Regions from separate parts of the Mus musculus genome. Here region 2 is linked to region 1. Evidence: chromatin loops called from intact Hi-C (ENCODE). Cell type or tissue: left cerebral cortex. All regions are shown on one strand. Each heading gives the region's core, and the rest is flanking DNA. Links, peaks and the distances in the headings are about the cores only.

The links. A loop is a pair of places that touch in the nucleus more often than their neighbours do. Peaks named below come from ENCODE experiments on the same cell type or tissue, not always from the same donor. Only the 100,000 strongest peaks of a DNase experiment are listed, where the experiment ranks them.
Region 2: it touches region 1 in a loop (3-fold over the local background); 2 of 42 quality-filtered maps call a loop at or near these places.

Annotation. Positions count from the first base shown.
Region 1 is chr4:59,436,544-59,439,452 of GRCm38, forward strand. Susd1 (sushi domain containing 1) reads right to left here and starts at 2,090. Exons shown (of 17, transcript NM_001163288.2): 1 at 1,663-2,090. The coding sequence starts at 1,780. In left cerebral cortex, for the core only: no CTCF peak of the experiment used is centred there; a DNase peak (open chromatin) is centred at 1,600; H3K4me3 peaks cover 1,135 bases; H3K27ac peaks cover 414 bases.
Region 2 is chr4:59,387,352-59,390,260 of GRCm38, forward strand. All of the region lies in intron 6 of Susd1 (sushi domain containing 1), which reads right to left. Among named protein-coding and RNA genes, the nearest start is that of Susd1, 50 kb to the right of the region's middle. In left cerebral cortex, for the core only: a CTCF peak has its summit at 1,585; DNase peaks (open chromatin) are centred at 800, 1,293 and 1,556; H3K4me3 peaks cover 648 bases; H3K27ac peaks cover 1,845 bases.

The sequences.
Region 1 (2,909 bases), core at 238-2,737:
AATTCACTAGGCAACCAATAATCCCTACACTGGGGAGGCAGAGGCAGGGAGATATCTGAGTTCAAGGTCAGCCTGGTCTACAAAGAAAGCCAGAGCTACACAGAGAAACCTTGTCTCAGGAAAAAACCCAAACAACAACAAAGTAGCAGGATAAGAGAATTTGGGAGGGCAGGAATCTGCTCCACTAAGCCCACTCATCTCGTTTCTTTTCCACTTCTAGAGCCTGTTTGGTTTTGCAAATGTTTGTTTTTGAGACAACCCACTCTATGGTCCAGACTAATCCCAAACTCATGGTGCCTCCCTCCTCCGTGTCCCAAATTCTAGGATTAAGCATGAACCACCACCACTCTGGAGCTCAGTGCTTGGCTTTATTAAGGAGATGCCAGAGAGAGACTGGGTGTCCTTGTATGTATGTACTGTTTGCCATCACTCCCTCAGTGTCCTACAATGGCTCCTGGTGGCTTCTCACCAGGAAGGAACAGTTAAACCCAAACACCATGCTCTCTCTGCCAGTCAAGATGAGACTGACTCCCTCTTGCCAAATCCAGTCTGTTTTCTCATCTCTAGCCCCTTCTGTATTCTGCGTCCTGCTTTCCCACGCTATCCCCAGTCTGAAATCCATCCATTACTCTGTTGGGCTTTTCGTTTTGTTTGTTTGATCACAGTGTTTCACACTGTAGATTAAACTACTCTGGAACTCACTATGTAGCTCAGACTGGCCTGGAACTCACGGCAGGCAATCTTTCTACCTATCTCACACATTGGATTCCTTTTTACACACATTTCTAAAGACCTCTTACTATGGAATGGGGCACCCCTCCCCTTTTCCGAAATCCAAGGAACCGCTCAGCTTGTCTCATGCATAATGGCTGCCCAGTAAAACACAGTTGTCCTCTCCTCTGACCAGTACACCTTCTCAGAGCACTTGACACGTTCTGCTATTATGTGGGCAGACTTCGCCTCATTTTCCTGTTTGAATCCTCCGTGTCAGGTAAATCCCACCACGCTCACTGGTCCCAATTTGTCTAAAACACAGACTATTTGCCTGCCTCTCTCCTTGGGACTATGAACCACTAGAACGCCAACATTGCACGGTTACATCTGACCCAGGGAAGATATTAAAGGACTTTCTACGGATGGATGGATGGATGGATGGATGGATGGATGGATGGATGGATGGATGGATACACAAATGCATGGATAAACAGACTAAATAAACGAATGGATGAATGAACTAAAGGATAAACTCTTCCTATAAACTTCCTTATTCTTCTTTACATTCTTAACATTTAGTTCTTCGTGGAAGTGAAAAATAAGGAAAGGGACAGGTGGTGGTGGGAGAGCCACTACAGGTCAGGAATTTGTCCTGCAAAAGCCAGGGAGACTGGAAGCTGTAGAACCAGCGGCTCGCCCTCCCACATCCTCCACGCGGCGCACCGGTCCCCCAAACCCCCACCCGAGTCCAGTCCCCACCCCACCCCCACCCACTCCGGGAGACGCGAGTTGGAGCAGGGCCGCCTCCACTACACACCCCACAGTCCCCGGGGCGGGCAGTCTGGCGTGCTTCTCGCCGCTCCGCCTCCATGATCCTTCCACGCCCCGACTCTGCGCCTCCAGATCCGGAGCGCGAAGCGTCCTGCGCGCCGAGTACCCTGCACTCACCTTCCGTGCCAGGCTCTCCGCTGACGCCGCGGGCTAGGCTGAGCAGCAGCACGAGCCGCAGCAGCCGCTGCAACCCGCATCCTGGAGAGCGGCGCGTGCCCCGGGGACCCCGGCCCATGCCGCTGGCTCCCTCCCGGCGCCCGCCACTCCCCGGAGGCCCCTGTGCAAGGAGATAAGGCCAGAGGCGCGAGGAAGGGGCGGCGCAGAGGCTTCCGGCGCCGGGTTGCGCCGGTCCCGGCGGGGAGCAGGGTCCCAGGTCCCCGGATCTAGGTGCGCCTGGTGCACCGGCTGCGCGCGAGCTGAGCCACGGGGAGAAAGCGGACTGTGCTAGGGGGGAAACATCGCAGTGCAAGTGTGACTTGTGGAGACCAGAGAAGTGCAGTAGCCACAGGAAAGGGTCTCTGACTGGACGGGTCAGAGAGTTGGGAGGTGGTGGCCGCCCGCGCGGAGGGAAAGAAAGGAGAGGAAACTAGTCATGGGCCAGTTCACCCGGGGTGCACATGCTGGAACAGGTGACAAAACAAAAGTTCCAGCTACTTGCTGGACGACGCCCTCCTTGGCACGTTAGGAATCGAACGGGGAGAGACACGTGGTGAGAAAGACATGGAAGACAGGACAACCGTGTATTCTAGAAACCGAGGGACCGTTTTAAGGTGGGGACAAAAGGTTAGAGAAATATATGGCAGAGTTAAAGAACTCTGCTCTGAGAGTAGGGTCAGCATCAGGGCGTGAGGGGATCCGGGAAGGGGCAGGTGATCCTCTGAATTTTGGAGAGAATCAGAAATGGAGTGTTCAGGGACAGAGTCCACCACGTCTTAAGATTAGTGCAATATTAGAGAAAGGACAATATTAGATCAAGGAGAAACTGTGAATGTCGCTTAGATCTATGCTTTGGGTGGACTGTGGTGGGAGACTGGGGAGCAGAGGGTTAACGTGAGTTAGGAATTGGGGTTGAGGGAGGCTGAGGAAGGAAGATCAGTTTTGTCTGTGGGGCCCGCCCAAGTGCAGGGGGCACTCCCCACTTCAGCAGGTACCCTCATTTGCTTTCTCACCGGTGAACTAGCCCTACCTCTAAGGCAGGCAAATACACCCATATAAGGGCTGAACTTGGGCTGCCTTAGGAAGAAACCGTTAAAATAAACTTCCTAGTCTCTTGTAACAAGTTTTCTTGAAGATTATTTCTGTCCAACAAAGAAAGAAGCCTGCTTTGGGAAGTAGTAGAGCACCATGAAAGTGTGAACATGTCT
Region 2 (2,909 bases), core at 173-2,672, 49 kb before region 1:
ATTCTTTAGTTATGTCAAAGATCATCAGGGTGGTATGCAAATAGTTCAAGCTTGGGCGAGCATGAAGAGGGACGTGTGGGATTCCAGGGCTTCCAGGCTTGGGTTCAAATCAGAACTCCATCAAGTACTGGTTACAGAATGACCCTAAGGAAATTGCTTAACCTCCATGAGTCTCAGATCACTCAGCTATGAACTGAAAATACTCGTCTTACAGGTTTTGAGGACGGAATGAGATCAAGCATAAGGGCCCCAAGAGAACCCTGGGTGTGCAAGGTGGTGTGCAGGGACACAGCAATAATGTCAGTCGTCCAAATGGTACAGACATATTCAGACTCAGCCCAGTAGTGTGGCTAATGTAGTACTGTGCCCATTTATCCCAGCCAGCCCTTCTTTCCTAGCTGCAAGTGAGCACTTGCTAGGCTGGTGAGAAGGGCTGATAACCAAGAAGGTAACGAGGGGAACAGGAGCTTGGTAGCATTTGCAGCAGTACCCAGGGCAGATTCCGGGATGCAGAAAGGCTCCTGAGAGATGAACAGTCAGTGTTTCGACGGAGTTGTTGCTCTCCTAAGAACACGGAGTGATGGAGTGTGGAGTGTTAACCTTGTAATTATTAACCCAGACTCAGAACATAAAAGGCAAATGACCTGGACAGAATGGAAGCAGGGACAGCCTTATCAGGAACAAATCAGCCTCTTTGATCCTGAAGTAAAACTGAGTCATTAATGTGAAGCTTCCACCTCGGGTTTTTCCAGACACGAAAGTAGTTACCTAATTCCCAGCTGTCTGGAGTTTCTAGTTCAAACTGGCCGTAGAGGGGAAAAAAAAAAAAAACCTCACCTCCTACCACCTTGTTAGAGTTTGCACTCCATTAAAAACATGACAGATCTGAGCCACTAACTCAGAGGCACAGAGCCTCAAAAGTATTTTAAAATAATTCAAAGCAATCTGTGTACAGATAATCCATTCTCCCCAGTTTGGAATTAAACACAGACATACAGACAGAGGGGAAGACGGAGGGACTACAAGGAAAGATGATGATAGGGGAAGAAGTGAACCGTGAGACACAGTAAAATAAATACAAGACACACGGGGGGTGGGAGTCGGGATGTCGTAAGACTGATGAAAAACGGGGAAAGGGAAAGGAGGGGCAGCTAGGCAAGAACCATGACAACCAGCACCTCTTGCTCCACTTCCAGAAGCTTCTCCAGCCCACCTCTCCAGAGATGCATGACTTCATCAGCATGCAAATCACTCCCTTTATCTGTGAAAATCGAATTTAGCTGCCAATCCTGACGGAGGGCACACGAGCCTCCTCGCAGAAAGAGCCCAGCTCCCAGGGAGAATGCCTTTTTTCTCTCCCGAAATCAAAGCTTGCATAAGCCCATGGAAACAGCTGCAGCTGGAGCCACAGACTTAGTAAAAGGTGGAGGGCTGAGGACAGTAATTATAATTAGCGGTTACATAACATGTTTGTTCTTCAAAGTGCTGTACAAGGACCAGCTAATTAATAGCTTACTGTGCCCCATGCAGATCCCCTGGTTTTTCACGTAGTGACTAATCCTTGTGCCCCCACTGGATTCTGAATGGTGGCAGCAGAGGACCTTGAGCAGCGTACACATGGCAAAGGGACCACGGCTGTAAGAAGCTCTCTCACACAAGCTGTTTCTTGGGGGGACGGTTCTGGGAGAAAGCTGTCTTACATCCTTCAGATAAGTCCTGGAGGTGCTGCCAGAGAGGCCATCAGTCTCGTGAGCTTGGCCTCAGAGAAAGTGGAAGATGGTACTGGCGTGTCCTTGCTTCTCTGCTTGGCCAGGGAGACAAGGTGGCCTCCATCTCTGGATTCTTGCCTTCTGTTTCCTCCTGACTCCGCAGCCTACATCTTTTGCAGGTATGATGGCGATAGCTAAATGTAAGCATTGTCTATCTCCTCCCAGGGTTCCTTCCCCACAGGCTTCAGCAGTCTCTAATGCTTTGAATTTATTTACAAACCATTACAAGGACATATGAATGTGCACTTCCTCAGGAGAGATCTGGTTCTCCTACCACACTGTAAATTTCAAATGTGTGCTTCACACACAGAGCGCACCGAATATCTATCTGTGGGACGGAAAGATGGGCAGGATGGATGTCATCAAATTCTCTCTTGGGGATGGGGAGATGGCTCAGACCATAGGTGCTTGTCACGCAAGTGTGAGGTCCCAAGTTCGATACCCAGAACTTCCATAAAAAGATAGGTCATGGTGGCCTACTTGTATAGTCTTAGTACTGTGAAAGCGGATACAGACAAAAGATAGTGTTGCAGCCGGGTGTGGTGGCGTACGCCTTTAATCCCAGCACTCGGGAGGCAGAGGCAGGCGGATTTCTGAGTTTGAGGCCAGCCTGGTCTACAAAGTGAGTTCCAGGACAGCCAGGGCTACACAGAGAAACCCTGTCTTGAAAAAAAAAAAAAACAAAAACAAAAAGAAACACACACACACAAAAGATAGTGTTGCATATATGTATGTATGCATGTATACACACATACAATAGAATATTTTTCACTTCTAAAAAGTGAGGAAAATGGCATATCCTGTATTGTTGGTGAGCCTTAAAAATATTATGCTAAGTGAAATAAGCCAAGCTTTGAAAAAAAATCTCAAGTATCATATGATCCTACATCCATGGAGTGCCTACAGTAGTCTCATTCCTGGGAGATAGAAAGCGCAATGGCAGGGTGCCAACGTCTGAGGGGAGGAAGAAATGATGGGTTCCAGTTTTAGAAGATAAGATGTTCTGGAGACTAGTTCTACCATGGTGTAGATGTACACAACACCAACGGACTGCATAATGAAAACAAACCGGTATAATGCAATTAGATAAGACTTAACTCCTTGAATTTTATCATCTCTTGTGTGAAAAAGATGTCATAT